7 separate regions of the Mus musculus genome follow, and all the other regions are linked to region 1. Evidence: chromatin loops called from intact Hi-C (ENCODE). Cell type or tissue: left cerebral cortex. All regions are shown on one strand. Each heading gives the region's core, and the rest is flanking DNA. Links, peaks and the distances in the headings are about the cores only. Region 1 holds the start of Rfesd (Rieske (Fe-S) domain containing). Region 2 holds the start of Rhobtb3 (Rho-related BTB domain containing 3). Region 3 holds the start of Glrx (glutaredoxin). Region 4 holds the start of Erap1 (endoplasmic reticulum aminopeptidase 1). Region 5 holds the start of Arsk (arylsulfatase K). Region 6 overlaps Rhobtb3 (Rho-related BTB domain containing 3). Region 7 holds the start of Ell2 (elongation factor for RNA polymerase II 2).

Region 1 (4,459 bases), core at 253-4,252:
CTAGACACTGCCATGTTCCTGCCTTGATGATAATGGACTGAACCTCTGAACCTGTAAGCCAGCCGCAGTTAGGTGCTCTTTATAAGAGTTGTCTTGGTCATAGTGTCTGTTCACAACAGTAAACCCCTATCCAAGACAAACATTGTTCTATAAAATATCACTGGTTATCCTAAAACTATATAGTGAACAGAATAGTATGAAGGAAACTAACACTGAGCTATTATTCTGGACTTCTCTGTGTTTTACTTGTTGGGGCTCATTTTGTAAATATTTGGATAAGCCAGATATGATGGCACACACCTGTGAGTGCTGTGACTTGAGAAAACTTGGAGGGTGATTTGAGAGAATCATTTGAGCTCACAAGTCTGAGATCAACCTGGATAACACAGCAAAACTTTGTCTTGAAAGAAAAAAAATGTATGCAACACACCAGGATAAGTGAACAAGACCCCTGAGTCTCAGGTCCCCAGTCCTTTGGGGCACTGAAATCACTGTGTTAGTATGTTAAATACAGATTTCAACGTCCAATTTTGGATTCACAGTGTAATAATTTTGGAAGTTAGTGATCCTGTGAACATGATGAACATGCCTAGGGTCCACCAGATATTCTGTAAGAAATATGGAAAGGACCAACCCCACAAGGTGACACAGTACAAGAAGGACAAGGATTCTTTGTAAGCAGCGTTATGACAGGAAACAAAGTGACTATGGTGGACAAACTAAGCCTATTTTCCGCAAAAAGGCTTCTACAAAGAAGATTGTGCTGAGACTGGAGTGCATTGAGCCCAACTGCAGATCTAAGAGGATGCTGGCTATTAAGAGATGTGAGCATTTTGAATTGTGAGGCGACAAGAAGAGAAAGGGCCAAGTGATCCAGTTCTAAGCTGATTTTGTTATGAATAAAATCTTGACCTTTCACTCCCTCTGATTGCAGTTGGTCTTTCTGGGAGGGAAAAAATGAAAAGCTTTCAGAAATTAAAAAACAAAAATATATATTGAATCCTTTCTAAGATTTTTACTTCATTGATCTGGTATACTGGGCAAAGTTGCTTTGTTATTGTTTTTTGGTTTTGTTTGTTTTAATTCCTAGGCAGATCTAAAGCCTAGCCAAGATTATGAGCTATTGAATCAAAGGATCATTAATTTTAAAAAATCCTTATTATTCTGTGTGAGCAGGGACATGCATGCTACAGCATAGTTTGTTAAGTCAGTTCCTACATCATTAAATGAGCTCTGGGCTACAACTCAGGCTGTCCCGTTTACAAGCACCCTTACTCCATGAATCATCTTGCTGGCCTCTTTTTTCTTTTTTCTTTTTTTAAAGCAGGGTGTCTGTGCTGCCCAACACTTGGGTTCAAGTGATCAACTTCAGCCCGGGTTGTGGGCTCTATAAGAGCTTGCCACGTGCCAGTTTACAGAGAATGCTTGCAAACCAGTAAGACTCATTTAGCTTGCACCTCTGAGCATAAGTATGGGGAGTTCTTATTGTGTTGCTCTTAATGTAACACTGAAAGAGAAATTGAAAGTGAAAACACACCATCTCCCCTTAAATCTAGTAATTTTTAAAAGCTTTGGTATACACAAATACTTAACCTATTTGTATCTCAAGCAATGAGTTATTTGTGTTAAAGAGAGCATATTACACATGGGAGCCTGTATGGTGTAGTGTATGGAATTGGACCTTTGGGTATACAGTATATGGCTGTAAAGTTTTCCCATGTTCTAGGTATTATTTCGCTTAGGGATGAGATTGCTGAGTGCATTTAAAATTTGGATAAATTTAGAGTGAGTCCGATTATCGTTCTTTGAAAAAAGAAAAGAGAAAGAAAATGATGCACCTACTCATATCCCACAAGAGCTAGAAAAATTCCACAAACAGGACAGCAGCCTGATGGAGGGACGGGAGGGGAGCCAGTACTTCCTAGCACGTGACCCCTGCCCCGCCTCCTCACAAACTCGCGTCGCGCAGGCGCAGGACGCAGGGGCTGCGGGAGCTGGGTGTTGAGGGCGGGGCGAGGACCCCAGCACAGTAAGTTAGGTTCTCGCGGTGCGGGAATTGGGTGAGGGGAGCGGGGCGGAGATTTCTGGCACGCTGCTGCTTCCGGTCGGACACCGCCCGGGCCTGCACTTCCTGCGTCCGCTGGCAGCGGTTCCGAGTCCTCGGGTGTCTGAGCAGGGAGCGTTTGGACCCTCGTGGACTGGCATTGGCAAGAGCCTCAGTGAACTGTTCGCCTTGACAGTTGGGCCACAGCCGGGACCTGCAGCCATTTAAATAGGCTTTTCCGCACTTGTGCCATAAACTATGAAAGCGAATCCTTCTGACGTCCCACGCACCCCAAATATTCTCCTGGGATGGCCGTCGGGACGACTGCTGGTTGCCGTGCTGTCCCTAGCGCCGCTCAATCTAGCAGCTGCGGCCTGTCTTCTTAGCAAATAAAACTGGTTTGAGAACTGCTAAAGCCATGGGGGTGGCTACCAGCCTTGCTGCGCTTCCTGCGGTTGCACCCAGCTGTATAGAGTAGAGGTGCCTTAACGTGGTTGTCCTCTGCACACCCTATGATACAGGCCTCTTAGGAAGCAGTCCGGGATTCAGACGCTGGTGAAACGCCTTGTCATCTTTAATACCAGACATTGGCAGTAATTCGCTCAGCTGCACGGCTTCATTAAATTGGGCAAGTGTTTTACTTTAGATATTTGTGAAGACAATCTTGTACATTAGCATTCCTACATAAACATTCAGAACCATCTTTTCCGATACATGTGTGCACTGCGAATATAAAACTCTCTATACGTTTTTGCCGAACGGTTTTTGTGACTTTCAAGATGATTTTCTTTCAGGCCACATGTTTTTTGTTTTTTGTTTCTTTTCTTTTATAAATCGCTGGCTGCTAGTGACACGAAAGTTACACCAAGCAACATATGAGCTTACAGATATTTAATTTTGTGAGGAGTAATGAACATTTACACGCAAAGTGTCCAAGCGGTAGTGAAATGTAGCTAGTCAAATGTATTTATTATCATCAAACTGCTACTGACTAAAGCATTTCCCTTCCCTGAGCCTAAAAGCCAGGGTGTCACCCTGGAGATAAGCACTGTGATAATTTGTGGGCCAGGTCCCCACTCTAAGAGTCCCTGAGTCATTGCTCAAGAGGAGTGACACATGAGTGTGAGTACCTTTAATTTCATGTCTTTTGTCTTCAGTGACTTTATACTTGAATGAATTATCTACATTAGAAAGGTGTTTAAAACTGTCGGGGCCATCCACTTATCTAAAACAAATAGTTTTATATGGAATTCTCACTTTAAGAAATCTAATTTTAGGGATCTACGAACAACAAAACAGTTTTTATTTTTAAAGACAATGGTAGAACAGAACATTTTTTATTTTTATTTTTTTTTGTCAAAAACTGTATTAAAAATTATGTTCTCCAGCACTATAGCACTTTAAAAACAGTGATTTTGGAGGGAGAGCCAAGGCATTATTTTTTTCCTAGTAGGAAGACTACAGCAGCAGGATTCATAACTCAACGTGACGTTCATTAGCTTCCCTGGAAAGTATCAGTGCTGCTTCTCCTTCTCCTTCTTGTTCTTCAAGAGATTTCTTTTTTATTAGATATTTTCTTTATTTAAATTTCAAATGTTATCCCCTTTCGTGGTTTACCTTCTGAAAACCCCCTCCCACTGTTCACCAACCCACCTACTCTTGCTTCCCAGCCCCGGCATTCCCCTACACTGGGGCATCGAGCCTGCACAGGACTAAGGGCCTCTCCTCCCATTGATGTTCAACAAGGCCGTCCTCTGTTACTTATGCTGCTGGAGCCATGGGTTCCTCCATGTGTACTCTTTGGTTGGTGGTTTAGTCCCTGGGAGCTCTGGAGATACTGGTTGGTTCATATTGTTGTTTCTCCTATGGGGCTGCAAACCCCTTCAGCTCCTTGGGTCCTTTCTCTAGCTCCTCCATTGAGGACTCTGTGTTCAGTCCAATGGTTGGTTGAGAGCATCCACCTCTGTATTTGTCAGGCACTGGCAGAGCCTCTCAGGAGACAGCTATAGCAGGCTCCTGTCAACAAGCTCTTGTTGGCATCCACAATAGTGTCTGGGTTTGGTAACTGTATATGGATGGGATGGATCCCCAGGTGGGGCAGTCTCTGGATGGCCTTTCCTTCAGTCTCTGCTTCACACTTTGTCTCTGTATCTTGTCTCATGGGTATTTTGTTCCCCTTTCTAAGACAGACAGACGTACCCACATATTGGTTTTCCTTCTCTTTGAACTTAATGTAGTCTGTGAATTGTATCTTGGGTATTCCAAGCTTCTGGGGTAATATCCACTTATCAGTGAGTGCATACCATGTGTGTTCTTTTGTGATTGGGTTACCTCACTCAGGATATTTTCTAATTCCATCCATCTCCCTAAGAATTTCATGAAGTCATTGTTTTTAATAGCTGAGTAGTACTCCAT
Region 2 (4,459 bases), core at 301-4,300, 76 kb after region 1:
GAGTAGCCTTTGGCCTGTCCTAGTATTAGCAGTCCTCATGGTGTTTTATACTGGAGGTAGTCTGAGGCCCTTTTGGGGCCTCCACAAGCTTTACTTCTGTGTGTCATCACGAAAGAATCTAAAATATCCTTACATTAACATGATCCTTCTTTTTCAGTGAGCTATTATTAAATAATGTAACTGGAATGTGTACTGAAAAAAATCCAAGTAAACTGCTACAACTTTCTTTTTTTTTTTTTTCTTTTTTTTTTAAACCACACACATTAAAAATCCCAACACTTCAAATTCCACAATCTTGGTTAAAATATGCCAAATATAGCTTGCAATAGTAAATGACCTTTCCAAAGTGGCACCCGCAAATTAATTGGTGCGTGAACAAAGAACCTTTTCTGCAGCTGCATGAATGTTGCCTTTTTTTTTTTTCCTTCTTCACAAGTACGATTTTACAAAACAGCCAAAGCGCATGTTGTAAATTGACAAAACGATAACACACTTTCTGCGAAGGCTGGGGTGGGTACGGGACCGCGGGGTGGGCAGGGGGCTGCCTCCTGGCTGGGCTCTCTTCTGGTCCCCGGCGGGGGCCAGGCCGCCCCTCCCCCGCTCCCGGCTCAGGTTTCAGCCTTCCGAGTTGAGGAAACTTGCTGCAGGCGGATTGGCGGCGAGCTGCTCCCGGGCTCCGGCGTCGTCCCCGCGCCCACCGCTCCTTTGTGTCCCGCGGCCTCGGCCAGCAGCCAGCTCCCCCGCGCGCCGGACTCTCGGGGCGACACGTGCGGGCCTCCGGCCCCGCCGAGCGGAGGCGGAGCCCGGGCGGAGGCGCGGCGGCCAGGAGCGGCGACCAGGGACCGCAGCGCTGCCAGCGCCCGGCCGGCCGCTCACTCCCGGCCCGCTCCTCTGCGTCGGTAGCGCCGCGTCGTAGGAGCGGGAGGGCCGCGGCCGGGGATGAGCTGACTGCAGTGAGAGCGTCGCCCGGGCCCCCGCCAGGCCGCCCGCTGCCATCTCCGCGCCGCCCTGCCAGCCGCGATCATGTACGTACGCGTCGCCGTTCTGCCACGGTCTGGGTCCGGGACGTGCCACGCGCCCTGGCTGTACCCACCCGCTCACCGCGCCCCTCTCGGCCCCGCAGGTCCATCCACATCGTGGCGTTGGGGAACGAGGGCGACACGTTCCACCAGGACAACCGGCCGTCGGGGCTCATCCGCACATACCTGGGAAGAAGCCCGCTGGTGTCGGGGGACGAGAGTAGCTTGTTGCTGAACGCGGCCAGCACGGTCGCGCGCCCGGTGTTCACTGAGTACCAGGCCAGTGCGTTCGGGAACGTCAAGCTGGTGGTGCACGACTGTCCCGTCTGGGTAAGGGGCAGTGGCTGCGCGGTGCCCAGGAGGAAGGAGCTTGCCTTTTTGGATCCCTCCTCCCCTTGTTTCTTAATTTCCTGATTGCCTGGAGAGTTTTTTTAGTTTGTTTTTGTGTTTTTACATTTTTTGGCAAATCCCATCCTTTGTTACAATTTGGAGGTGGTGGGGGCAGCCCAGTCACGTCTGTAAGGTAAAATGGCCCCAGGGCAATATAGAGCCGTTACTGTGTTTCAAGACTTGTTCTTTAGTGGATGGACAGCTGACAGTTGAATGTGCCAACCCCAAACAGGGTCGCGAAGTTCCACTGGCCAAGAGTCATGTTTTCATGTCCACCTCGTGGAGGATAGGGAGATGTGTTCTATAAATACTGCCCTTTACAGCTCAACGTAGGCAAAAATACTCTAGACAGGGACAGGTCAAAAATAGTATGGGAACAAGGGAAAAAAGAATGGGATTTGAGAACTAATTTTAAATGGCTTATTTGTTGATTATTAACCTCTGAAAAGACTAGTTTTTAATAGTGCTAATGCTCATATATTAGCCTTTTGTTTTAGTGGTTAATAAATTGGAAATACCACTAAGAACTTAAATAAATCTTCATGTTTATGATAGTTGAATAAAATAAGTCTTAGCTTGTCTCTTGAGTAGCTTGACTCTGAAGTGTTTGATAAAAGGACAAAGAAGACAGCTCCCTGACTTACAAATATCTTCATAACACAGTAGCACTATGTATTTCAAGTGTCTTCATTTAATTTTAAATCTGTGATTTCTTGCTGATATTGTAGTTATATATTTTTCAGCTAAAGATTACTATATATACATAATATATAAATGTTTAAACTTTTGGGTCTTAAAAAAGGTACAAATTATGTGAGATTTTTACATTAAAAAGACAGTTTTTTTTTTAAGAAAACTACCAGAGCTAAGGAGAACTAGCATACTTTTGAATAGAAATGTGTAAAAAGTAAAGAGAAAATTTTCTTGAGCATATTTTCCTATTATGGAAAGAAAGCACTCTTTAACTGGAAACTCATATCAGTGTGCTGAAATAAATGAAAGGATGCTACCTAACCTTCAAGTATGACAGTGATGACAGTATCAAAAGATGCCACTAGGGAGGACTGGTAGGCACAGTTACTTTGAGCCCTTTTATTATGAAAGATTTTGTAGCCTAAAAGTATTACTTATTCAGTATACTGTTGAATAAATGTGCAATGAATCAATGGAGTAGACACAGAAAACATAAGAGAAGATGAATTAGGATGTTGGGATTTGCTTTTTGTTTTGTTTTGTTTTAATTTGAGAGTTAACCCTTTCCTGCCTGTGTCCATTTAGCCAAGAGCCAGCCATTTTATAAGAATAAAATAGATAACACAAAATCTTCAAAATGGGTGAAAAATAAGCTTTGTGGTCTTGACTCTTGTCACATCTTGACTGTCATGGTTTATAAAGGGAATTCCAATTGTGTGTGCTCACAGTCTGTGACGACACATTCGTCACTGGGTACAACTTCCCAGATTGGATGAGCCCTCAAGCGCAGTGAATTAAATAGGCAGTTATTCACTCTGAGCTTCTGGGTCTTCCTCTTGAATGCAAGTAAATTCTGCCAGAAATATGAAGGTTGGTGATGCCTGTCAGCTGGGACTGGCATATGTACTGAGTCGGAATATCAAACAGCGCTTTGGACAACAAAAGGAACAGCTTTCACACCCCATGCTCTCACTATATGTGGTTTTGGTAAATTGCTCACCCCCCTCTCAGGCTTATTTTCCCTATCTATCCTAGAGCTGTGCTGAAGGGTAAAGTCCCAAGTATGGTGGCTCTAGGTGCTCCAAAAGCGATAGCTGCCATAATAAAGTGCATATTACAGCTTTAGTGCAGTCATATAGTACTTACACTAAGCATGGGAGAGTTTCTCATGTCAGTCAAGATTTACACCAGTGCAGGACCTGCACACACTCATCAAACAGAATGAATCAAGTTCTTGTTTCCCTGTAGGAACTTAGATTTTGTGTTTTAAAAGATAAGCTTGACTCTCCAGTGTGGGCCCCCTCAAGTTTGTTGTGTAACATCCCAGGGAAATCCTGGAACTGATTTACAAGGGCTGGGACACATGGATTTCCTCATATTTCTAGAAACCAGTGGATCATTTTCTCTGTGATGTAGCCTAAAAGGAAGGCGTTGCTGCTGCCATGGGGTTGGAAGGATCTGGGAGAGCTTCCCTTTTTTCTAGTTACTTTCTGTAGCTGGCTGGCCCTACTCTGGCTGCTTGCCATCTATCTTGACACTTTTAAAAGAAATCTGTTTCAAATTCACTAGATAAAGTTCATGGCTTATATTCTCCTACCTCTCTCCTTTGTAGTCATATTATTATTTAATTTCATATTTCTAGATTTTTGTTTTCCTCTCTGTAAAAATTATGTTCTAATGCAATGAGGTTAGCTGGACCTCCTGGCTCCTGCCTATAATCCCAGCTCTTGGGAGGCAGAGGAAAGAGAGTTATCAGTTTGGGCCAGCCTGGGCTACATTAGACAGTCTCAAAGAATTGAGAAATGAATGAATGGATAAAAAAATGAATAAACCATGATGTTTATTACTATTTTCTTATACAGGGCTTGAAGCTCTAGATTGTGTTACAACTAAGTGTTTGCAGTTGTCTTAGCCTCAATACCACAGAGTAAATTGCTACTACTTAAGCCCCCTTTCCCCATGTTTTCTCTTAATGCCCCCCCCCCTACCCCCACATAATTCTCTGATAACTCTGGATTCCTAACTACTGGAATGTGAAAACCACTTTCTACCTTGTTTTCTAGGTGTTCAATGGCTGTTGGGTTTGAATCCCAGGTCTCTGATGTTTTCTTGTTATTACTGTTACCCTTCAGCTTCCTTACTGTGTTTCACTTGCATATTCTGAATGTGAATATTTACAGATATGCTTAGACCTGTGAGAGTTTGCATTTTGTTGACTTGGGAGTTAGGTGTTCTCATCTTTTTGAGCTATATCGGTGTGGCCACTTCTCCCCGTGCCCGTTGCCCCTTATACCCTAATACTATATCCTGAATTGTCCTCAGTCAGACCCTGATAGCTCTGTTTGCCTTCCTATTTC
Region 3 (4,459 bases), core at 170-4,169, 180 kb after region 1:
CTGACCCCTGGAGAGCAACTGGACCTGAGACTAAGGTGAGTCAGGGGTAGTGGGGGAGGGGTGGGGCTGGGGTTTTCACCTGGACCTGGCCTGCAAACCCCGGGCTTTCCATTTAAGAAGATGACAGGAGATTCTAGTTAAGAAGGGAGATGGCTCGGCTAGTAACTCATCAGTAAGTGCTTATGCATGAGAGTGAGGACCTTAGTTTGATCCCCCAGAATCCACAGAAAAAAGTTGGGTGCAAATCACAAGCTGGGGAGATCTAGATAGGAAGATCCCAGGGGCGTTCTGGCTGCTAGCTAGTCCAGTCCATCCCAGCCTGTGAACTCCAGATTCAGTGAAGGACGGTGTCTCACCAAAGTAAGGCTGAGAGTGATTAAATAAGTCATCCAACATTAACCACTGGGCTGTTGTGTAAACAAGGGTACACAGACACACACACCATACATTTTATGGACTTGGGCATCCATGGACATCTGTATTTTTTCAGCTTCCCAATGAAGCCTCACTGAGGAAGTTTCTTTCCTCTGCTTTTCACTGTCACGCGTCACTTTAGTTGGTATTGGAGGCAGGTGGCCAAGGTTCTTGGCTTGTTGGGGCTGCCTCGGCTTTGTCCCCAACACTCCAGTTAACTGTACAACAAGCTCACTTTCCAGCACTGGAGTCTGTTGAGCTGGGCATTCCAGCAGCAGCCCAGGCACAAAGAAAGCCTTTTCTGAGGAGGAAGGTGTTCTTAGAGAGCTGCATATGGATTTGTGGAACAGGACTTTGAAGCGCTCCCTCTAATCTTGCAGCCTGCGTCACTGAGGATGGATCTCCAAGGCAAGAATCCATCAGATCATACAGTAAGTTATCATGATAACCAGACCTGAAAATATCCTACAATTAAGGCAGCACAGGCAAAAATGGAGTCCAGGATTTACTTTTCTAGTGGGTGGGGCTAGGTAAGAATGGACAAACTAGGTGATAAAGAAAGAAAGCCTAGTGCAAAGAAAAGGAAGGGCCGCAGACCCCACTACATGCTAACAGGGGGAAGAGAGTGCCTATGGCCCCCATCCATAACATAAAAGCTAGAGATCACATCCAGCCTCGAAGCTGCCTCCTGCCTTGCCAGAAGAACACTGCCAGTTCAAAATAGTGCTTAAAACAAAGCCTTCAGATAAACACTTAACTGCCGCCAGCCCAGCTGTCAGGCCCACTATCCACACACCAACCAGCGTTCTGCCTTCTGGTCCTCCCAGGCAGTCCTGCTGCCCACTCATTTGAGCAGTGTCTTCCCTTGAGTCCCTCCCCCACACCCTGCAAAGTCCTCTGGCTGCTTTGAAGGACAGAGCCCAGGCAACGGCATCCTAGAAAAGGCACAGCTAGCTGTCTACAAAGCTCTGGAAAGGAAACAGCAACACCCCAGCGCTTCCTTAGCATTTAAACACACTCACTGTTCTCGCTCCGGTGAGCTGTTGTAAATAATCTTGAATCGCACTGGTGTTGTTAGTGGCTGTGATGTCCACAAACTCCAGAAGACCTTGTTTGAAAGGCAGTTGACTGAGGATTTCTTGGGTCTTTCTGCAGTAGGGGCAGGTGGGCTTGATGAACACGACCACCTTCCCAGACTGGATCTTGCAGTTCACAAACTCCTGAGCCATGCTGACAGGCTGCAGCTTCTCCAGGGAGGAACGTGCAGTTGAAAGTAATGGTCCGGTAATGCAGCGGCGCTTAGCCAGCAGCTCTCATTTAATAAGGAACCTCCTTGGAGGAGGAGTTACCAAGTAGGATGCTTCAGTTTTAAAGGGCCAGCCCCAAAGTCAGTTCATTTTGGTATGAGTCAGTACTTCCTAGGCCTACCATTGCACACTGGCTGTGTAAGCTATAACAGGCTGTCTTGTGTCCTCCCCAAGAACAGAACTAAGTCACCCTCTAGGGTAGCAGAGACAGCGCAGACCAGTTTCTGGGTAGGAGGCCCCAGGTCCTCTTAGAACAAATTCTCTCTCTCTCTTCTTTTGGAAACACGGTTGTTTTGAAAAATAAAAACACAACCATTCAGGAAAGCTTTGGCTCTTCATAGGATGTGGGGACTGCATAGTGATTGGGCCTTGTGGGTTGCACCGGCATGCTTTCTTTGCCCTGTAAGGTGGGTACTTGTGTGATTAGTGGACTTGGTTCTTGACATGTAAAAATGTGCTTGTCTGTACTTTCTCTCTGTCTTTAAAAAGTGGGGTGCCATGCTCTGAGTTCATGGTGAACAATGAGCCCTTTTCAGTGGGGTAGATTTGTGACTGAACTTTGCCACGGGGCCTACCTGTGAAGCTAAGCTTTTTAATAGGTCTCTCTTACTCCAAAAGCCTTAGGGCTGGTGACCTTTGAATAGCAGTTCAGTAAGAAACAAATTCTCCCATAACCCCTGACCTGAGATTCCAGACAGAATGTGGATCTTTTCCTGTCTGACTTGTTTTGACAGTGAGCTGAGGTGCTTTGGGAGGTGGTGCTGAGGTAGATAAGCAAGTCGAAGAGAAAACTCCTGTCAGACTGAAGCACCTTTCCAAGCAAGCAACCAGCTCCACAGTAGAACCAGAGTATCTTACAGGAGGTCAGACTACAGTCATGTCCTGGTGACGGCTCTGGTGCACATTGTGACCAAAGAGAAGTAAACTGACTTCTGGGGGCTGCTTTCTTTGTCACTCTCACTGTTACCCACATCAAATGGCAAAATAACAGTCAGATGGTAATAGTCAGGGCCACAGAAGAAGCGGAGAGAGAGTTCTGCCAACGGAGAAGCGGCCTGGCTGCATGGCTGAGGTGGCTGGCCCATGGCAGGGTTGTAGACCTCTCAGCCCATAGCTTCCCACAATTCTGAACAAGTTTAGGGCTAGAGTCTTAACTTTCTGGCAACCTTCTGATGCCAGCTGTTTCAAGGACCTCTTGAGGGTTCTTGCTGTTCACATGACCCTGGGGAATAAGCACCCAGCTCAGGCTGTTCCTTTAGAGTCTTTCTCTCCTTCTCATTTGTCTGGTCTTTCCCTTCCTCCTTTTCCTAACAATCTGACTCTCTCATCTATCTCAAAGATCATTTTGAGAACCACCATGATCTTCGGTCTCTTGCATTCTGCCCTGTCTCAATATTTGCCACTCCTGTTTTCCTTACCTCCTCTTTGTTGCAATCTGACCTCCTTATCTCTCTCTGCCTGTTGAAATGCCTCAGTTACTTAAGCATCCTAGAACCAGTGTGAATTTATCATGTGCAGAAATGTGGGGACCTCCCAAGAGACCTGTATAGAGTCACGTGGGGCTTGGAGTCTCACTTTATGCCTAACTCCAAACTCCAGACAGATGAAGATCCTTGTCTGAGTATACTGTTTCTATAATTTTACAACATCTGATTTGCAGTCTACTATATTTACCTGAAATCTTATAAATGATAGTACCTGGATACAGGAGAACTCTATTGTCTGTCCTGCAGTTCAGATTAGTTGAGACTAATATCTGAGCCCTTATCTAATATTTAATAATATGTGGACCTCCCCTCCAAGTCTCAGGAAAGCATTGTCTGCTGAGAAGCCCTGCCTTCAGCCTCTCAGACTTAGTGTTCAAACTGCCCAGCTTTCTGCTCAGCCTCTAAGCGCAATCATCTGTCTTATGGCTAGGGCAGAAAGTTAAAGGCATCTTTACTGTCCTCTGCAGTACATGGAATAGCCAAGCTCTCCTAGTTTTGCCTCCTAGATCTGAACACAGACTACTCCAACTGAATGCTGCACTGTTCTTGGGGGCCCAGCCCTCCTGGTTCCTTACTTGGTGTCCTTACACCTTGCAGTCTGCTCTGTGGTACTGCTGGGCAGGCTTTAGACAAGCTAGCACTACCACTTGTGGGGCCTTGATAATACCACGCTCGTCCAGAAGACTCAGGTTTGATTTCCAGCATGCACAGTATGGCTCATCACAGTCTGTAACCTAGTTCTGTAGGATTGCACACTACTTCTGTCTTCCATGGGCACCAGGCATGCACATGATTTACAAACATACATGCAAGCAAAATACCCATATGCATAAGAATGAAAATATAAAAACAGTGACCTATGATGGTTAGGGCACAGTTTATCATGTGAGCTTAGCTGGGAGGCCCTCAGTCTAGTAGGAAAGAAGTGTCTACTCTGCAGTCCTTCTCATAGAGCTAATATAATATGGAGCTGTGTGACTCATCAGACTAACAGAAGGTAACAGCAAAGACAATGGTCCTTATGTGTCTACTCCTGAACTAATTCAATCAATACTTATTAATCAGTTACCCTGGGCCAGACACACAGGTCCTCATATACAATTCCATCCTTAGGAATTCATTAGAAAGTTGGGGATACTGTCAGGAGAATGGTGTGATGCCTTGTATATGCTGGGCTCAGGGAGTGGCATGATTAGAAGGTATGGCCCTCTTGGAGTAGGTGTGAGCTATCAGACCCTCACCCTAGCTGCC
Region 4 (4,459 bases), core at 103-4,102, 1.4 Mb after region 1:
ATTTCTAGGAGGACTCTTAGCACAGATATAATAATGTCATACCACTCCAGGCTTTGTTTTAAGTTTAAGAACGTTGTAAAATACTTTCCTTTTTCATGTGATGAAACTGAAGTTATCCTCTGTTAAGTTAGGCTCTATCACCTAACTTAGCTCAAGCCAGAGAGTCTGCTGCCATTTTAGAAATCTTATTTAAGCTGTATGTGGAGATTCTGACTCCTCATGGTCCTCAGGGAAGTTAAAGGTAATTGTTTGGATGATTTCCCACTTGTATTAGGACTGAATGTAAAACAATCTCAGCAACACATAAGCTTTCAAACAGCCCCCAGGATAATCCAACTTCTGTTAACATGCACTGAAAATGGCTCGTCACTTCTAACAAAGTATTTCAATGCAGAATTAAAACTATGTAAATATACTAGAATTTTCCTCTTGGGGCCACCTTAAAAAGCTGCTGATTCAAGGTACATTTCCAAATCTGATCAGGAAAGGGGTGGAGGGGGCTGGTGAGATGGCTCAGTGGGTAAGAGCACCAGACTGCTCTTCTGAAGGTCCGGAGTTCAAATCCCAGCAACCACATGGTGGCTCACAACCATCCGTAACAAGATCTGATGCCCTCTTCTGGTGTGTCTGAAGACAGCTACAGTGTACTTACATATAATAAATAAATCTAAAAAAAAAAAAAAAAAAAAAAAAAAAAAAACCTATGGCAGGAAAGGGGTGGAGGTGGGAGCTTTGACAACTGTGGCCAATTTTAAAAAGGTTTTAAATTATTGACCATATATGGAGCTGACAGGAATTCTGGCTTTCTAAAGAAAACACAGTTTGTCTTTCCAAACCCGGGTTACCCAAAGAACCATCAATAAAAGTTTAAACAAAGTGTGTTCTCTTGGTCCTTCCCTTCCTCTTAGGAAATTAACCATTCTAGCAACATAACAGAAAAGGCACTCATTTTGCTCAAACAAGTTCAAATAAAGCTTTCTCTATAATGGCCTCATGTAGCCTTGGGGGGCGGGATCCAGATAGTGATCAGGAGCGGGAGGGGGAGGGAGAGGGGAGCGGGAGAGGGAGGGGGAGAGGGACCGAGTTGGGAGTGGGGCCCGGTTTGCAGGGAGTACAGGCGGAAGAGAGGGAGCCTTCCGGACACTCTGTGCCCTCCCCAGCGCTTCTTCGCTTTCTCTGGGAATACTCTCAAGGTGTTCTCCACAGGCCGCTCCCTAGGTCCGCCCAGTCCTCCCTGGTCGCCATTAGGCTTTAGTGGGATGGACCGCTGGCCAGTCTCCAGCAGCTAGGCGGCTCGTGGTCAGCTCCTGCCAGTGACTCACTCGAGCCAGCGAGTACGCCGGCCCGGCAGCCTCGGCTTTCTCCGGGCCGGGCCGGCCAGCAGCGCCCTGCCGGGGCTTCACGCTCCTCGGCGTGCTCAGACTCCTGCTCCCGATCCTCCGCGCCCGTCCTGCGCACTTGAGCCCGGGCCTCCACCGGGGTCGGTTAGCCAGAGCCCACCCTCAGCTGCCCACAGCCCTGTACCGTGCGGGCCCAGTCCTCCACCGGGCCAGGCCGAGACTCCTCACCTTCATCACAGCCGCCAGTCTGGCCGCCCGGGACCGAAAGTGAAAGTGAAGGTGGACCGGCAGGGCACGTGGGGCTGAGGGTGAAGTGAACCTGCTAAGGCGCTAAAAGAGAGCAAGCCTAAGGGATCTAGCCAGGGCTTCGGGAACTCAAAGTTAGGGACCCTGATAGGGAATGCATTCTCCAGGACTGGCAGAGCACCAGGCAGGGAGGCGCACCCATCAAAACGTGGACTTTTTTCTCCTCCACATCTCGTGGTGTATTTGTTTTGTTTGCTAACTTCACTAACGGAAGAAATGCAGCAATGTGCAAAGGTAGTGCTCAAAATGGCATTGGCCTGCCAACTTGGAAGGACACCTATTGGATGCAGATGTTTTCATCTGAGAGCCCTGCCCCACCCCCAAAAGATTCAACCTGGGAAGTCAAATTCTGAGTGCTCTGGGGATTTTCTGTTCAGTGTAGGTACCTTATATGCTGGGGGGGGGGGGGGGGAGATTAGAGGTGGCCCCCAGAACTTCCCTACCCCTAATAAGGAAAAGACACTACACTACAGAGGATTGCTATTTATTTATTTATTTTTGGTTTTTCAACACAGGATTTCTCTGTGCAGCCCTAGCTGTCTTGAAACAGCCCTAGCTGTAGATCAGTCTGACCTCGTACTTGCCGATCCGCCTGGAGAGCCGGGATCAAAGGCGTGTGCTACCGCTGCCAGGCAAGGTTAGATGGCTTAGTGGTTAAGAACCCGCTGCTCTTTCAGAGTTCATTTGTTCAATTCCCAAGAAACTATAGGGTGGCTCACGACCATCTAGAAAGGAATCTGATGCCCTCTTCTGGCAGGTAGGTGAACATGCAGCACTCCTACATTTAAATAAATAAATTTAAAGCCAGTTTTACACAGAAGTAATCAAACACACATTCTAGTTCCTGTCCAAATATTATCCTGGCTGTTCCCCAGTTTGCTTAGGCCTAGTTCTCAGTGTCCTGCCCTTTGAGAACTTGGCATCCAAGCCTCTGAGCATTATTTCTCAACACTGTTTTCAATGCTTGTTTTTGCAAAAACTATGTACCACCAGGGACATTTTTTTTTCTTACAAAGGAAAACATTTAATTGGGGGCTGGGTTACAGTTTCAGAGGTTTAGTCCATTATCAGCATGGTGAGAAGTATGGAATGGTGCAGGCAGACTTGTGCTGGAGGAACCAAGCGTTATATTTGATCCGAATGTAGCCAGAAGAATACTCAGATTCTACACTGTTCAGAGCTTGAGCATTGGTTAGCTCAAAGCCCAACTCCACAGTGATGGACTTCCTCTAACAAGGCCACACCTCTTCATAGTGCCACTCCCTATGGGCCAAGCATAGAAACACATCAGTCTATGAGGGCTAAACTTATTCAAACTAGCACATTTATGCACAACATAAACTAGGCCTGATTAAGGTGGATAATATAATATCCTTTCTCCCACCCCAAGAGATAAAGCATCATATATAGTCCAGCCTGGACTGAATTCATGGGCTACCTACTTCAGCCTTCAGAGTAGTTGGTACTGTGGTATATACCAACCACTACATCCTGAAATCTTTGTGTCCTTGTGGCCTACCAACAACTAAACTACTAAAATACATAGTGCATCTATGGAACAGTACTAAAAATAAAACCCAGCTCCCTGTAATTTTCAGTCACCTTTTAAGAAACTGAGCCAAGCAATCCTAAAAATCGCATTCTTAGCAGCTACTTGTGGCATATGTCTTTTGGGTAGCATATGCCTCTAATCTCAGCCTGGAGGGGAGGAAAACCACCATGAATTCTAGTCTCAAAACAAAACAAAATACTTGAGCAGCAATAAAGCTCTGAGCTTGAATAACATCAGCTGATGGTATGTGGTAGACAACAGGTCCTTACTAGTCCTTTAATGTGATTTGCTGCACATCCCTGTGATGATGGCTGGTAGGGGAGGGCCTAGAAGATCAGCCAAATTCCAAAAGGGGCTAAATCTTAAAGAAGATGCAAATGGGAACTACAGAAATAGCTCAGAGATTAAGAGTACTGACTGCGTCTCTAAAGGACTCCAGTTCAACTCTTAGCATCCACATGGCAGCTCACAGGGAGACTCAAAAAAAAAACTGTGGCCAGGAGGTGTTGGTGCACACCTTTAATCCCAGCACTTGGGAGGCAGAGGCAGGTAGATCTCTGAGTTTGAGACCAGCCTGGTCTGTAGAGCCAGCGAGTTCTAGGACTGCCAAGGCTACACACAGAGAATCCCTGCCTCAAAAGACCAAAAACAACAACAACAACAACTGATTTGACTGTGCGATGGTGGCTCATGCCTTTAATGCTAGCACACAACAAGCAGAGAAAAGCAAGTCTCCATGAGTCCCAAACCAGCCTGGTCTACATAGAGAGTGTTCCAGGATAGCCTAGGCTACATACTATTCAGCCCCACAATATTTCTAATTATTTACTTCTTTAATGTTTATGCAGCTGAGACTGAACCTGGAATCTTGTGTGTGCTAAGCCCACACTTTACTACTTCCTACATTGCAGCTGTCCATCATTTATATCAGTGCCTGAGACTCCCAATTTGGGGGTCCTCTACAAACATCTGTAGATACGGCAAGTAGTTCCATTTCTAGATATAAAACAAAGACCTAGATTCTTTAGCCACACCTCCTACTTCTTGTTAAAGCCTGACTCTGTCAATCTGACTTTCTATCCTGTTGTTTTAGATTAGAAGCCTATGACAATTGAGAATGTGAATTGACCTACAGTATGGTTCCAGCTAGGTGTACTCCTGGAATTTTCTCTAGCATCTTCAAGTTTCGACTATTTTAAAGCACATGGGTTTTTTTTTGGGGGGGGGGTTGTTTGTTTGTTTGTTTTTTGGGGTTTTTTTA
Region 5 (4,459 bases), core at 337-4,336, 80 kb before region 1:
ACACCACAAGAAAACCTACAGAATCAATTAACCTGGGCCTATAAGGGGCCCACTGAACCTCCAACCAGAGAGCAGGCATGGGACAGACCCAGGTCTTTGGCACATATGAAGCAGTTGTACAGCTTGGTCTTCATGTGGGACTCCTAACCGTAAAGGCTGTCTCTGACTCTGTGGCCTGTCTGTGGATCCCTTTCCCCTAACTGAGCTGCTTCATCTAGCCTCAATGGAAGAAGATGGACCTAGTCCTGTGGCAATTTTATATACCAGGGCCTGTTGATAGCCATAGGAGGCTTCCTCTTTTCTGATGATAAAGGGAGGGATGGGAAGAGGGGAGAGGAGGAAAGAGGAGGAGACTGAGAGGAGGAAAAGGAAGCTGCAGTGGCTATGTACAGGAAAATAATTAGTTAATTAAATTTAAAAGGTTAAGATTCCAGGAGAAAACAAAAAGAAGTGAAGCAACCTGCAGTAAAGCAATAACTAGCTGAAGACTAGTTAGCAGGACTGAGAAGACTACTATTGGAGAAGAAACAGGAAGGCAGGCTTTTATCAGTGTAATATCAAAGCACAATGAATTAATGAGTAGCTAAAAGCAGAAGACTGTCTTCAGCTCTAAATCAGAACTTTTAATACTTAAACCTCCACGAGTATAGAACGAGCTGCTCAGTGGAAGTTTTCCCACCAGGGAAGGTGAAGTATGGGCTGGACAAGCTAGCAGGGAGGACCTTTATATGCCCCACTTCGTGTCTGATGAAAAGTACTAGAAACCTCTTAGGTTCTAGCAGCCCTTTGAAACTGCGTCCCTAAAATACCTATTCCACCAACCTGCTACAGCGCCTGCTCTCACTGACACCGCAATTACAGAAAGAAGAAAAGGATGTGCTCTGTCCTCAGAACAAGGGCCTGCAGAAACAGAGCCTTCAAGGATCATCTGTGTTCAACGAATCATTACTATGCAAAAAAAAAAAAAAAAAAAGAATACCAAATGTAATTTTTATAAAACTAAGCACCAGTTGATATTGTTTCTGTAAAGTATGTCCTACATTCCAAATTTACTCAACACAATTCTGGGGAGTGTGCCCTGTTTAGGAGGTAATCTACTTAGATAAGCTATTGAAAAGTTATTTAACCTCTCTGTTTTCGCATCTGTAAAGTAGTCTAAGTGAAGATTAAGGAGTACATTCCACGTAAAGCATGCTACACAGTAAATATACAGTAAAGCTTAACAGACACTAAACACATACCGCTCTGTATTAGATGTGTAAGGTGTTTTATTACAATTAATCTGTACACAAGGCTGCCAGATATGAGAGTTGAGATTTTAAATAAATAGCATTACTCCTCCTTTTCCTGCCAGAAAATCAACACAAGTGGTGTAATGTACAATTATATATACCTGAAACTTATCAGTGAATAATTTGACTTGAAAATAGAAACGTGCTTCTTCCAGAATTCTCCAAAGGAATCTAGCAATCAAAAAAAGGAACAGCTGATTATTCTATACCCAACAATGTTACTCCGAGCATACATCAATTAACCGCACACTTCACACAGTCCACATCTGTACCTTTTAGAACCGGTCCCTATTGCTACTCCAAAGACAAAGAACAGCCAAGCTGTTCCGTATCTGGAACCTGAAACTTATTAGGCCCGCTCTTCAACCCACATGAGCATAATCCTTACAGGTCGGCAAACGGAGGAAATACGATGAGGGGGGCTTCCTGACTAGGGTTCCGGAACGCAGCAGAAATCCACACCACTACCCAGACCACACACGAGGTGACCTAGCCTAAAGTCCCATATAGGCACAACCCAATCCAATTCAAGTGACAGAATCACTGCCACCTCATCACCGCCAAGTTCACTTTGTCAGCGAACATTCAGCCCCGCACAAAAGGAAGACAGCCCGTAACATCACGCTCATGCTCAGTATTTTCTCCCCCTAAATACCACTTCTACTGCCTTTAGATTTCAACTTCTGCCAAAACCGAAGCGATCAGAACCCACCTGGGCATGTGGGACTGCCACAAAGTACAAGTCTGAACAACGCATGCGCGCTTCCCCAGACATCGCTTGAGTGAGAGGAACTGGCAGAGCTATCATTAGCTCGAAATTTGATTAAAACGGTCTTCACATGGGCTGAGCGCGATTGGTTTTTGCGCATGCGCCTGCCCTTGGCCTGATGGGAGGTGTAGTTTCTAGGTGCCGCTCATATTTACTTCTGTATTTGTAAGCCAAACTTCTAGTCTTGTCCCTAGAGTCCGGCCCCTGCTCATGACTGGAGAGCAGGCTACAGGAGACCCGCTCAGCAGCCGCTTCTGAACGGCCATGCCCGCGATGCTGTTGCTGTTGGTGTCGGTGGTCGCAGCGTTAGCACTCGCAGCACCGGCCCCCAGAACACAGAAGAAAAGGATGCAAGTGAACCAGGCGCCCAACGTGGTGCTGGTCGCCAGTGACTCCTTCGTAAGTACCCAAAGGACGGGGAGCAGACACCGCCCAGAGCCTGTGGAGAAACATCACAGGGAACAGGACCCTGGGGTTGAGAGGTCCCGCATGCGCACACCTGCAAGCACGCATGTGCATACTAATAAAGTAGTAGAAAGAAGCCAGTCTCTAACTCCTGGGCTTTGCTCCTTGAACTTTATTCACTAGACCAGCAATTCTCAACCTGTGGCTCTCGATCCCTTGGGAGAGGTCGAGTCACCTTTTGCAGAAGTCACCTAAGACCATCGGAAATATCAGATATTTACATTACAACTCATACCTAACAAAATTACAGTTATGAAGTGACAACAAAAATAATCGTATGGTTGGGAGAGTCACCATAATATGAGGAACTGTATTAAACTGTTGCAGCATAGAAAGGCTGAGAACCACTAATCTAGACATTCTATACTTGTGTTAGCACTGATTTAAAGAAGTTATTTGTGTATGCATCACCTTAAATTTGATTTAAATTCATATGGAAAGTGAAAGGACCTCGAATTGGGAAGGGGAAAAAAACATGAAAAAGAAGACTGATTTAAAAAAAAAAAAAAAAAGCTTTTAATTTCAAAACTAATGGTAAAGCTACAATAGCCACAATAGTACTTTACATGCAGAACAATAAATATTCAGACCAGTAGAGTAGAATTAAGAGTCCAGAAATAGTCTTATAAACAAGTAGTGCTGGAAAAGTAAATATATACATGGAAAGGAACAAAATTGGGTCCTGCCTTCCACCATGTGTAAAAACAAAAGTTAGTCAATGATTTAAATGTAAAAGCTAAGGCTATAAAACTCCTTCAAGACAATGGAAGTGTAAATTGTCATAATCTTGGTTTAGGCAATTTAAAATGAGCCAAGGATTTGAAAAGACATTCCTACACAGAATATACACAGATAGCCAATAAGCCCATCATAAGAAGCTTAGATTCATTAATCATTAGGGAAATGTAGCTCAAACCAATTGATCCCCATAAGGATAGCCAGAATCAAAAGGCATAAAAATAGGAGGAAGTCATGTGAGATGATATGGGAAGAGCCAAGGGTGGGGAGGAGGGAATGTGGAGGTAAATATGATCAGAGTATGAAACTGTTGTGCTTGGCCTGTTGTTTTTTACAGTTAATATGTCAGTTCTTTAGTACACACACACACACACACACACACACACACCATAAACAATAACCAGAGTTAATGAGAATATGGAGGAATTAGAAACCTCATACACGGCTGTTGAGATGCTTTGTAAAGTGGTGTGGCCACCTTGGAAAACCATTTGACAGTTTTTACAGTGACTAACTATAGAGTTACTATGCAATGCAGCAATTCTATTCCTAGATATGTATGCTTGTGTTTGTGTCCAAGAGAAATGAAAACATAGTCTGCACCAAAGCTTCTACATGACAGGATTATTCTAGAAGATGAGAAGTTAAAACAACCTAGATAGCCATGTACTGGTAAGTGTATAGATGGAATTTGGTAGTATTATTCAGCAACCAGAAAAGAAATCCAAAACTCATGCTTGTTACAGTGTGACTGGACCTAGAAAACTATGTCCTCAAAATAAATGATGACAGACTATATTTTATATGAATCCATTTATACGAAATGTCCAAAGAAAGCAGCTATGTAGAGACAGACAGCATGTTCGTAATTGCCTCAGTTTTAAATGAGCCCAGGGTGAAGGCTAAGGGTGCTCCTGGGAATAATATAAATGTTCTAAATGACTTTCTGGATACACTAAAAACCTTTGAGTTGCACGTTTTAAATGTGTAAGTTGTATATAAATTATATCTGGATAAAAAGCACTTCTGCCTGGACCTTAAAGGACAAGGGCACCCCCTACAACCCTGCTTCCACACACACTGCACCTCCCCACTGTTGCAGCCACACTGGTTTCAGAAGTAAATAGCGGGACAGGAATATATACTGTGGAATCTCCCATAATATAACTTGACGTGGTAGATAAGTAAGATAAGG
Region 6 (4,459 bases), core at 319-4,318, 130 kb after region 1:
TCTGTGTGCTTTAATCACTTGCATTCTAAATGCCCGTTGCCCCAATGGGTGCTGTGGTGCAGGGTTGAGACCTAACAATGGAGGACCAAGTCACTTGTTTCCCTCCTACCATGCTTGTGGAGTTCATGCTGGAGTGGGCTTTCCTTTTCCTTTTCAAGAGAAGAGTATCCCTTTCTTCCTTCACAGAAAATTGGAAACGTCCCTTCAAAGTCGATTAGCCCCGGTAGACAACTAGGCACCACTAGCTCTGATGGCCAGAGTCTGGCGTGTGACTTCTTGAGGGCGGAGGTTCCGCGTTTCCCCAGCTGACTGAGCATGGGCGTTCCCATGGGGATGAGATTCAGAAATCCAGCCAAGGATCTGATGAAGTCATCAATACTAAGGAAAATAATTTCAATAAGAGCCAGAACTAAATGGTTCCAAATGAGGGATTGCGGCCATACAATTTATGGTTGCAGCCATAATTTGGACAACTCTACTTGAAAATGTTAGTACTTGGCTTATTTCATTGTAAAGAAAAACCAGAGACAAGGATGGAGGCAGGTGAAGGGAGCTGCCCTCGGGCTTTTCGGATAGGGATGGGGTCTGCATAGACCTCAGCAACAAACAAGGAACCAAAGCTGAGGTAGACCAAGGCACTGTCGGGGGAGGCCAGCAACTGGGCAGGGACAGAACTGTCTGGAGCTGTAGATCAAATAGTCTTAGTCAGTCTCTCTCTCTCTCTTTCTCTCTCTCTCTCTGTCTGTCTCTCTCTCTCAAAACACACACACAATAAGCATTAGAAAATTGTATTCAAATTGAAATTCACCACTCTGAGATTTTGATTAATGTTCGTTCTTTAGGAGAAAGCCCTGCTAGGCCGTACAAGAGCATGTGCAGTAAGAACACACATATGCCTCCCCTGCTGTGTGAATGGGTCTCAGAAACCCAGGATCTAGAGGTTCCCCGGTCACCACTAAGTGAGTAGCCTTGTGCTACACACAGGCAGCAGATGAAGTGCTCCTGGGAATGTCCCCCTCGGTGATGTGATTAGAGGTGCCATCATGAAGCAATTGTGACTTCCGTGTTTGTTATCAAAGCAAACTGAACAGACTTCCTCTTTTTGCTGTGCTTTTCCTGATAGATTAATTGCCTGAGGAACTGCAAGACCTACCAAGCCAGGAAGCCTCTGTGGTTTTATAATACGTCTCTCAAGTTTTTCCTTAATAAACCGATGCTTGCCGATGTTGTCTTTGAAATACAAGGTATGGCTCAGCTGTGACAGAGGTCACTCTGCATTTTTATTTCTTACTTGCTCCCCTCCCCCTCGAGTTCTAGTTCAGCTTTAAATACATAAAGTAATACTAGCTGGTTTGAGAGAAAATCACTTTATAAACTAAGGAAAGGAATTTCCATTTCCCTCATCCATAGCCTCATCTGGGATGGGGGTGGGGGATGATCTTTAATGTGTCATCTCTGTTTTCATTTCTGTGTTTCTTAAGATCCTGTTTTTAATTCATCTGAAGCCAGCTCTTTTAAAAGCTCATTATCTCTTACTTGATTTACTCAATTTTTTTTAAAAAACTGTCCGATCTACATCAAGCATCCACAGTTATTGCTAAATGTGTCACTGGCAGCACTGTGAGAATTGCTATCACCGGAGCAACGGCAAACTGTCTCTTATCTCTGTGGGAAATAATGCTGCCTAACTTTAATAAAGATGAGCTGTCTTTGAAGCCCATTACTGATTACTTGTATGGATAATTCTGCCACACTACTAGATTAAATGCATAATCTTAAAGATGAATTGTCAGATACCTTCAATTACATAAGGATAAAAGGAGTGGTTTGCAAATAAATGAAGTAGAACTTTAGGTGGGCCATTTTAAAGAGGGAGATGTAATTCTAATTTTGGGGTGGAAATGTATGGCAGCTGGAATAGCATTTGCTTTTCAGTACCTTCCCCCAGCAATATTAACTGCTTTTAACTTTGTCAAGAAAACTAGAGAACTGAACTTTTATAAAAAGCTCTGTTGGCAGCATCATAGGCAGTGTGAGCCTGGGACTCTGAAAGTGGGACAGTAAGAGAGACCTTGAGATATATTTAAAATGTGGCGGGGGAGGATACATGAAGAAGCCATAGACTATCTATAGCTCTCTCTCATTGGGTTAAAAGACCAGCAACTGACTAACCAGCCACTGGCCGTGGTATATGTGGGTTTATTAACTGCCGAAATAAAAAAAAGAATAGTCCAAAGTGTCTGTCTGAAGCCAGCTAATAAAACTCGTTTGCAGGTGGAGAAAGTGTCCTTAGAGGCCCAGCAAGTGGCAATCCCAGAACTAGCTCCTACAGGAATACTGTTGATGAAGGCATTTGTGGAAGCCCCTGAGTGTTCTGTAGAATAGAGAAACACCAGTGTGGATGGCTAAGCAGCTTCACATTCCAACAGAAAACACCACATCCATTGTTAAAAAGAAACTTACCCCATAAATTGGAAAGATTTGTATCTTTATCGAATTAATCATCTCAAGTCTGTTTTGAAAGAATTTCTGTGTTCTGCAGATAACTGATGGCGCTGGAGCTGGCACTGTGCTCTTTGCCAAATGACTTCCCGTGGGTCACGGAGAGGTCTGTGCTTTACCCACATCCATGATACCAGCTGATTAGTCACATACTGAACCGACTCTGAAAGACCCCCAAGAGTTCTGGGGCCTCACAACACCTTAGAGTAGGCTTTTCATGAGGGATAAATGTGGTGGGAGGGAAATCTGAAGTGTATGTGGTGAACATACATGTGTTGTTCATCCATCGAGGCTGAGAGGTATGTTCTGAAGACTGTCTTCCAAGACCTGTGGGTTAAGCAAGTTGGCATCCTTGTGGGACTCCTGGATGGTGCTTGCCTAATAGTTGTATGGCCAGGGCTAGCCAGTTTCTTACCACTTTCACAGTATTTGATACATATAATATACAGTCAGACCAGAATTTTTTTTTAATTTTAAACAGAGTATCTGGCTATACTGGAGCTCACTGTGTGGTCAAGCCTGGTCTTGAACTCAAAGAGTTCTGCCTGCTTCTGCCTCCCAAGTGCTGAAAGATATGCACCATTATACCAGGATGTAGAATTCATTTCTTTCTTTTCTTTCTTTTTTTTTTTCTTTTTTTTTTTTTTTTTGGTAATGGCTTTATTCTTTGTTTGAAATTTCTTTTTTCAATTTTTTATTAGATATTTTCTTCATTTACGTTTCAGATGCTATCCCAAAAGTTCACTATACACTCCCCCGGCCCTGCTCCCCTACCCACTCACTCCCACTTCTTGGCTCTGGCGTTCCCCTGCACTGGGGCATATAAAGTTTGCAAGACCAAGGGGTCTTGATTCCCAATGATGGCCAATTAGGCATCTTCTGCTACATGTGCAGCTAGAGACACGAGCTCTGGGGGTACTGGTTAGTTCATATTGTTGTTCCACCTATAGAGTTGCAGACCCCTTCAGCTTCTTCGGTACTTTCTCTAGCTCCTCCATTGGGGGCCTGGTGTTCCATCCAATAGATGACTGTGAGCATCCACTTATGTATTTGCCAGGCACTAGCATAGCCTCACCAGAGACAGCTATATCAGGGTCCTTTCAGCAAAATCTTGCTGGCATGTGCAATAGTGTCTGCGTTTGGTGGGCGATTATAGGATGGATCTCCGGGTGAGGTAGTCACTGGATGGTCCATCCTTTCGTCTTAGCTCCAAACTTTGTGTCTGTAACTCCTTCCATGGGTATTTTGTTTCCTATTCTAAGGAGGAATGAAGTATCCACACGTTGGTCTTCCTTCTTGATTTTCTTGTGTTTTGCAAATTTTATCTTGGGTATTCTAAGTTTCTGGGCAAATATCCACTTATCAGTGAGTGCCTATCAAGTGACTTCTTTGGTGATTGGGTTACCTCACTCAGGATGATATCCTCCAGATACATACATTTGTCCAAGAATTTCATAAATTCATTCTTTTTAATAGCTGAGTAGTACTCCATTGTGTAAATGTACCACATTTTCTGTATCTATTCCTCTGTTGTGTGACATCTGGATTCTTTCCAGCTTTTGGATATTATAAATAAGGCTGCTATGAACATAGGGGAGCATGTGTCCTTATTACCAGTTGGAACATCTTCAGGGTATATACCCAGAAGAGGTATTGCTGGATCTTCTGGGGGTACTATGTCCAATTTTCTGAGAAACTGCCAGACTGATTTCCAGAGTGGTTGTATAAGCTTGCAATCCCACCAGCAATAAAATAGTGTTCCTCTTTCTCCATATCCTTGACAGCATCTGCTGTCACCTGAATTTTTGATCTTATCTATTCTGACTGGTGTGAGGTGGAATCTCAGGGTTGTTTTGATTTTCATTTCTCTGATGATTAAGGATGTTGAAAATTTTTTCAAGTGCTTCTCAGCTCTTTGGTATTTCTCAGTTGAGAATTCTTTCTTTAGTTCTGTACC
Region 7 (4,459 bases), core at 1-4,000, 310 kb after region 1:
CCCCGAACCCTCAGAGTTAACTTTCTACACCACTCTAACTCAGCCTCAGCCTTTCCATATCCCCAGGTCTGTTCTGTTGTCTTTTAATTGGGGGCTTGGCTCCTCTTCTTCCTCTCCTTATGTCCCCTTACCTCACTTCTTCCCACTGTCATTGCTTCCTATGCCCCTGGAACCCACAACCTTATCTCTCCATCTTGCAGGGCTGAGTTTCTCTGTCAGCCTTGGCCCCCCTGCCTTCCTGCCTGGCTTTCCCCAGATGGGCCTCCCACTTCATGCTGGTACTGGCCTCTTTCTTGCTTGTGAACCTGTCTGGAGAGTAGCTACTAGCACATTCAGTTTTGCTATTTGGATCTTTGTGTCTTTATTGGTGGCTCTACACTGCTCTCCAAGCCTTATTTGAGGTCTTCTCCCTGGGTGGAAGGTCTGTTTCTCCATATACTTGCACTCCTCCCTGTTGGCTTCCCCTTAATCTCCACAAAACGTGTCATTACTTTCCACCATATGCTTCTCTGTGCATAACACGTGCCCAATCAATTCTTTGGGAGCCTCTGAGAGCATATGATCTGGATCTTTCCTTTTCTGTCAGGTGAACTCATATACTCCCAAGATGTACACAACTGTTTATGTTCTCTCTGTGTGTGCATGTGTGTGGGAGCTTCTGGAAGCTCTGCTGGCCCAGGTTTCTGCTTCTCACGATGGCTCTGCCTAAGACTATTTTTCTCTGTATGCATTTAAAGTGCCTGGCACTAGTAGGAGCTCAACAGATGTTAGTTCTTTTTCCACTTTTATCTAAGTATGTGAGGTCCGAGTCCCTCTGTGCCTGTTTTATGAGACATATTGGAATATATTCTTTAGTAGGCACTGAACTTCTTGTTAGAAAATCCTGTGGGGTGTAGCTGTTTGTTTCTTTTCTCTGAACAAAATGCCCCTGGCTCTTCCATATGGTATAGTCTTTCCCTTCGACAACATGTCCACTTTCGTCTCCCTACTCCCCCACCCCCTTTTACATGCCCATAATCGGCTTCCTTATACCCCCATCTGGTTAAATTGTCATTACGGTGCCTTTCTGTGCGAAAGTTCCTGGGTTTGGACTCCAGCTACAGGGTATGTGCCTTGGAGCCTCTTCCTCTAGTGGAGTCAAGCGCTCAGAGTATGGGATGAGGCGGAGACCACAGGTTTCTCTCTCTGGGGCCCAGGAAAAGAGCAGAATCTCATCCAGTCAGCCGTCTGTCTCCCCACAACCTTCGGGCTCGCTCCTCGCCAACAGACAGCGAGCCAGCACAGGACGCGGAGCGCCTTTCGGCTACGCGGAGCTTCTGAGAATTCCTTTCCCCAGACCCGGCCGTCTTGTTTCAGGCTCTAGTTGATTTTGAGTCTTCTGGTGTCTCTCCCGGAGATGAGGTGTCGGTTTGCGGCCACTCGGTATGCGGTGTGTCTCCGGGAACCCAACCCACAGAGCTGGAGTCCCCGAGTCCCCGAGAGTGCAAGGTGTGTCCCCCTCCCCCTCCTCGCAGCGCCAGTGTCCCGGCCTTCCCGAGTACACCATGTACACTCTCGCCTGCAATAGGGGTGCCAGTGTCTCCGAGTCCCTGAGAGTACTAGTTATGTCTTCACCCCCACGGAGTGCCGCTGCCCCTCGCTCAGCGACTCAGCCATCCCTCCGCGTTTCCCAGAAAACTCTGACCGCTCGCGGCCTCCGACCCTCGCTTCTTTACTGGTAGCTCCGTGCGCCCCCTCCGAGGGTAAGGCGATCGCCACACTTCTCTCCCAAAGGACCCGGTTCCTCCTCCGGACCAAACAAGCCAGAAACCCCGCGGGCGGCTGTCGGAAAGTCCCGCAGCGGCCGCGCAGCCCCGGCCAGGCCGACCCCGCCACAAGGGGCCGCCCGCCCGCGCCCTCGATCCAGAGGCCCCGGACCGCGGCGTCGGCGCCCGCGGCTGGCCTCGTTCCCTTCGGCGGGTGCGGAGGCAGCAGCGGGAGCCAGCGCCCCACCGGCGCGGCGCCAGGCGCCCGGCAGAAAGATCAGTGGCCGCCGCCTCCCCGAGCGCTGCCCGGCCGGCCGCTCACCTTGTGGCTCTGGTAAGTCTCCAGCGCCCGGATCGCCGTCTCGGTGAGCTTCACATGCAGCACGGTGATGTTGTCCTGCCCCAGCCGCCCGCACGCCAGCCCGTACCGCTGCTCCTCCCGCAGTCCCGCAGCCCCCCCCGCCGCCATCTTAAACTCCCCGGGGTGCCACCGCGGACGCCGCTCGGGCTCCAGCCTCCACTGCGGCCGCGGCTGCTCGGGCTCCTGCAGCCGCCGCCACAGCTACGGCCATCCCGCTGCTGACGTACTGTCATATACTGCGCGCAGCTAGACCTCGGGCTTCCACAGCTGCGGGCCGCCCCACCCTCGAGCCCGCACCCCGCCCTGGACTCTGTTCATTGGTCTGAATCCCCACAGAGCCTCCCTCATTGGCTGCTCTTCACCTCAAGGGGGCGGGGCCCAAAGTCGCAGGAGTTTTGCTCTCAGGACGGGACGTCCGACAGAGGAGAGGTTGACGTCGGGGTGACGCGTCGAGTTAATCTTATCTGACGTCATGTCTCGTCTTGGCTCTCCTGCGGCGATTGGCTGGACCGATTTGGGGCAGAACCCTGCTAATTGGGTGTCAAGGTTACCAAGTGAGCCTAAGTCGGAGCCCCGCCCCTTGAGAGGTAATAGTGGACCGAACACATAGGTCAACCTGTTCTTGCGGTACGAAGTGAAGATCCCCATTCGGTAGGGGTGAAGGCAGGACAGATGACCAAGTACGGATTTTGTTTCCTGACAGCTGCACAAGCTTTGGGTCTTGATATGCTCTGTGGTGCAGACACCGTAGGCTGTCTCAAGAGAGCTTTTCCTTAAAAGGAAGTTCAGTACTGGGGTGGCACAAAGGTTTATTTATTTGTTTGTTTGTTTGTTTGTTTGTTTATTTTTAATTCCAGACTTGAAATTACCAAGTCAGCTGTAGTCTTCAGTAGTTGTGTGAGACTGTGTGGAAAACTTAAGCACAAAATTATACCAGTGCATTAAATGTGTTTTGAGTGGTGGTCATGATACAATAAATAGAGTTGGACCTTAGAGTCTTTCAAAATCAACTCATACATGTATGTGACTTCAAAGGAATAGAATATGCACTGGAGCTCATCATATGATCAGGGTTATGCCTTTTTATGGGTCATGGGGAAACCATACTGTTCGGGGTTTCTTCTTTCAAAGGCCCTTGAAGAGTATAACTGACCTTGAGGTAGGTAAAAAGAAACAATGATACCACCCATTCTCTGAGTCTTCTTTGAGATCTGTGTCTTTCATTGGTTTTATTTAGGCTAGGAGGTCTTACTGAGTTTAAATGGAGGAGGTAGAGGCCAAAGTGTAAGGAGGCTTGGCTTAGTTTCCACTTCAGTTTACACTGTGTGTGGGCATGGCTAAAGGAGGGTGCCTACAGCAATCCTCTTTAAGCTGTGTGCGGATAGACTAGATAGGTTTCCCCTGAGAAGGTCAATTAATTGGCTGATCAGAAACACAAGACAAAAAGCAAACAATTGCCAAGTTGAGGCTGGGAGATTGACTGTGGAAGGTAGGTTCTAGGCCCGCCTGGGCTTCAAACCAAGCCCTGTCTCAGAAAACAAGAGCAAAAACTAAACAAACAAACAAACAAGTGAAAGATTTAAAAGCAGGGATAGGCACTCTGTACAAATATCCCTTTTTGGCCGGGCGTGGTGGCACATGCCTTTAATCCCAGCACTCGGGAGGCAGAGGCAGGCAGATTTCTGAGTTCAAGGCCAGCCTAGTCTACAAAGTGAGTTCCAGGACAGCCAGAGCTATACAGAGAAACCCTGTCTCGAAAAACCAAAAAAAAAAAAAAAAAAGAAGATATCCCTTTTTGTTTTAAAAATCGAGACATTCATTATTGTAAAGCCCTACCATCGTCTTTCTGGATTTTTTTTTTTTTTATAGATATTTACATGGTATTTTTCTAGCTTTTAAATACAATTTGGGCTATAATTGCCTTTAATTCTATATTCACCCCACACCTTAGTAAATCCCCCCTTTTCCAGACCCTCAAGCATTCTATGAATGCTTGCTATGAAAGTCTCAGAAGGAATTCTTTCTGTAGTGTGGTTATTAAATAAAAGTCTGAGTATCAAGTCTAGTTTCATCAGATCACTTTGTAGCTTGTCCTGATTTCAGCCCACTGGTATGAGTTCTGTTAACCCATGGTTTCCACCTATTACTTTAGTGTTCGTATAGTGCCAGTTCACTTAAATTCATTGAATAAGGAAATTAAGGCAATAACAAGGGGGTGAATTAAGAAATGTACTTTTACAGGGCAAAATAAAAGCTTCATGTTTCATAAAACATGAAATATACCTGACTCAAATATCTAAATGAAATATAGTCTGGAGAACACTTCTGTGTGAACCTTTCTTGTTTTCTTTCC

What was found. Peaks named below come from ENCODE experiments on the same cell type or tissue, not always from the same donor. Only the 100,000 strongest peaks of a DNase experiment are listed, where the experiment ranks them.
Region 2: it touches region 1 in a loop (6-fold over the local background); 15 of 42 quality-filtered maps call a loop at or near these places.
Region 3: it touches region 1 in a loop (10-fold over the local background); 4 of 42 quality-filtered maps call a loop at or near these places.
Region 4: a loop joins it to region 1, with 4 times the contacts of the local background. A loop is called at or near these places in 4 of 42 quality-filtered maps.
Region 5: a loop joins it to region 1, with 2.6 times the contacts of the local background. A loop is called at or near these places in 12 of 42 quality-filtered maps.
Region 6: it touches region 1 in a loop (5-fold over the local background); 2 of 42 quality-filtered maps call a loop at or near these places.
Region 7: it touches region 1 in a loop (2.1-fold over the local background); 7 of 42 quality-filtered maps call a loop at or near these places.

The regions. Positions count from the first base shown.
Region 1 is chr13:76,016,228-76,020,686 of GRCm38, reverse strand. Rfesd (Rieske (Fe-S) domain containing) reads left to right here and starts at 2,125. Exons shown (of 4, transcript NM_178916.5): 1 at 2,125-3,166. It also overlaps the pseudogene Gm4165. In left cerebral cortex, for the core only: a CTCF peak has its summit at 1,950; DNase peaks (open chromatin) are centred at 1,441 and 2,025; H3K4me3 peaks cover 2,240 bases; H3K27ac peaks cover 1,996 bases.
Region 2 is chr13:75,940,097-75,944,555 of GRCm38, reverse strand. It overlaps Rhobtb3 (Rho-related BTB domain containing 3), which reads left to right and starts at 732. Exons shown (of 12, transcript NM_028493.2): 1 at 732-1,025; 2 at 1,124-1,349. The coding sequence starts at 1,024. In left cerebral cortex, for the core only: CTCF peaks have their summits at 1,680 and 2,458; DNase peaks (open chromatin) are centred at 1,070, 1,220, 2,939, 3,462 and 1 more place; H3K4me3 peaks cover 2,369 bases; H3K27ac peaks cover 1,396 bases.
Region 3 is chr13:75,837,153-75,841,611 of GRCm38, reverse strand. It overlaps Glrx (glutaredoxin), which reads right to left and starts at 1,726. Exons shown (of 3, transcript NM_053108.4): 1 at 1,437-1,726. The coding sequence starts at 1,643. It overlaps Gm41005 (a long non-coding RNA gene), which reads left to right and starts at 544. Exons shown (of 2, transcript XR_873685.2): 1 at 544-845. In left cerebral cortex, for the core only: no CTCF peak of the experiment used is centred there; DNase peaks (open chromatin) are centred at 775, 1,275 and 1,726; H3K4me3 peaks cover 1,894 bases; H3K27ac peaks cover 1,728 bases.
Region 4 is chr13:74,637,003-74,641,461 of GRCm38, reverse strand. It overlaps Erap1 (endoplasmic reticulum aminopeptidase 1), which reads right to left and starts at 1,609. Exons shown (of 19, transcript NM_030711.5): 1 at 1,569-1,609. In left cerebral cortex, for the core only: CTCF peaks have their summits at 583 (motif pointing left) and 2,395 (motif pointing left); DNase peaks (open chromatin) are centred at 1,277, 1,588 and 2,357; H3K4me3 peaks cover 1,623 bases; H3K27ac peaks cover 799 bases.
Region 5 is chr13:76,096,375-76,100,833 of GRCm38, reverse strand. Arsk (arylsulfatase K) reads left to right here and starts at 2,174. Exons shown (of 8, transcript NM_029847.4): 1 at 2,174-2,460. The coding sequence starts at 2,326. Ttc37 (tetratricopeptide repeat domain 37) reads right to left here and starts at 2,100. Exons shown (of 44, transcript NM_001081352.2): 1 at 2,005-2,100; 2 at 1,394-1,463. In left cerebral cortex, for the core only: no CTCF peak of the experiment used is centred there; a DNase peak (open chromatin) is centred at 2,129; H3K4me3 peaks cover 1,939 bases; H3K27ac peaks cover 960 bases.
Region 6 is chr13:75,889,691-75,894,149 of GRCm38, reverse strand. Rhobtb3 (Rho-related BTB domain containing 3) reads left to right here. Exons shown (of 12, transcript NM_028493.2): 8 at 1,124-1,244. Among named protein-coding and RNA genes, the nearest start is that of Gm24163, 13 kb to the left of the region's middle. In left cerebral cortex, for the core only: no CTCF peak of the experiment used is centred there; DNase peaks (open chromatin) are centred at 1,634 and 2,089; H3K27ac peaks cover 1,727 bases.
Region 7 is chr13:75,705,406-75,709,864 of GRCm38, reverse strand. Ell2 (elongation factor for RNA polymerase II 2) reads right to left here and starts at 2,381. Exons shown (of 12, transcript NM_138953.2): 1 at 2,068-2,381. The coding sequence starts at 2,214. It overlaps 1700037F03Rik (a long non-coding RNA gene), which reads left to right and starts at 2,708. Exons shown (of 3, transcript XR_873683.1): 1 at 2,708-2,786. In left cerebral cortex, for the core only: CTCF peaks have their summits at 764, 1,856 (motif pointing right) and 2,468 (motif pointing right); DNase peaks (open chromatin) are centred at 634, 1,443, 1,475 and 2,441; H3K4me3 peaks cover 2,845 bases; H3K27ac peaks cover 2,414 bases.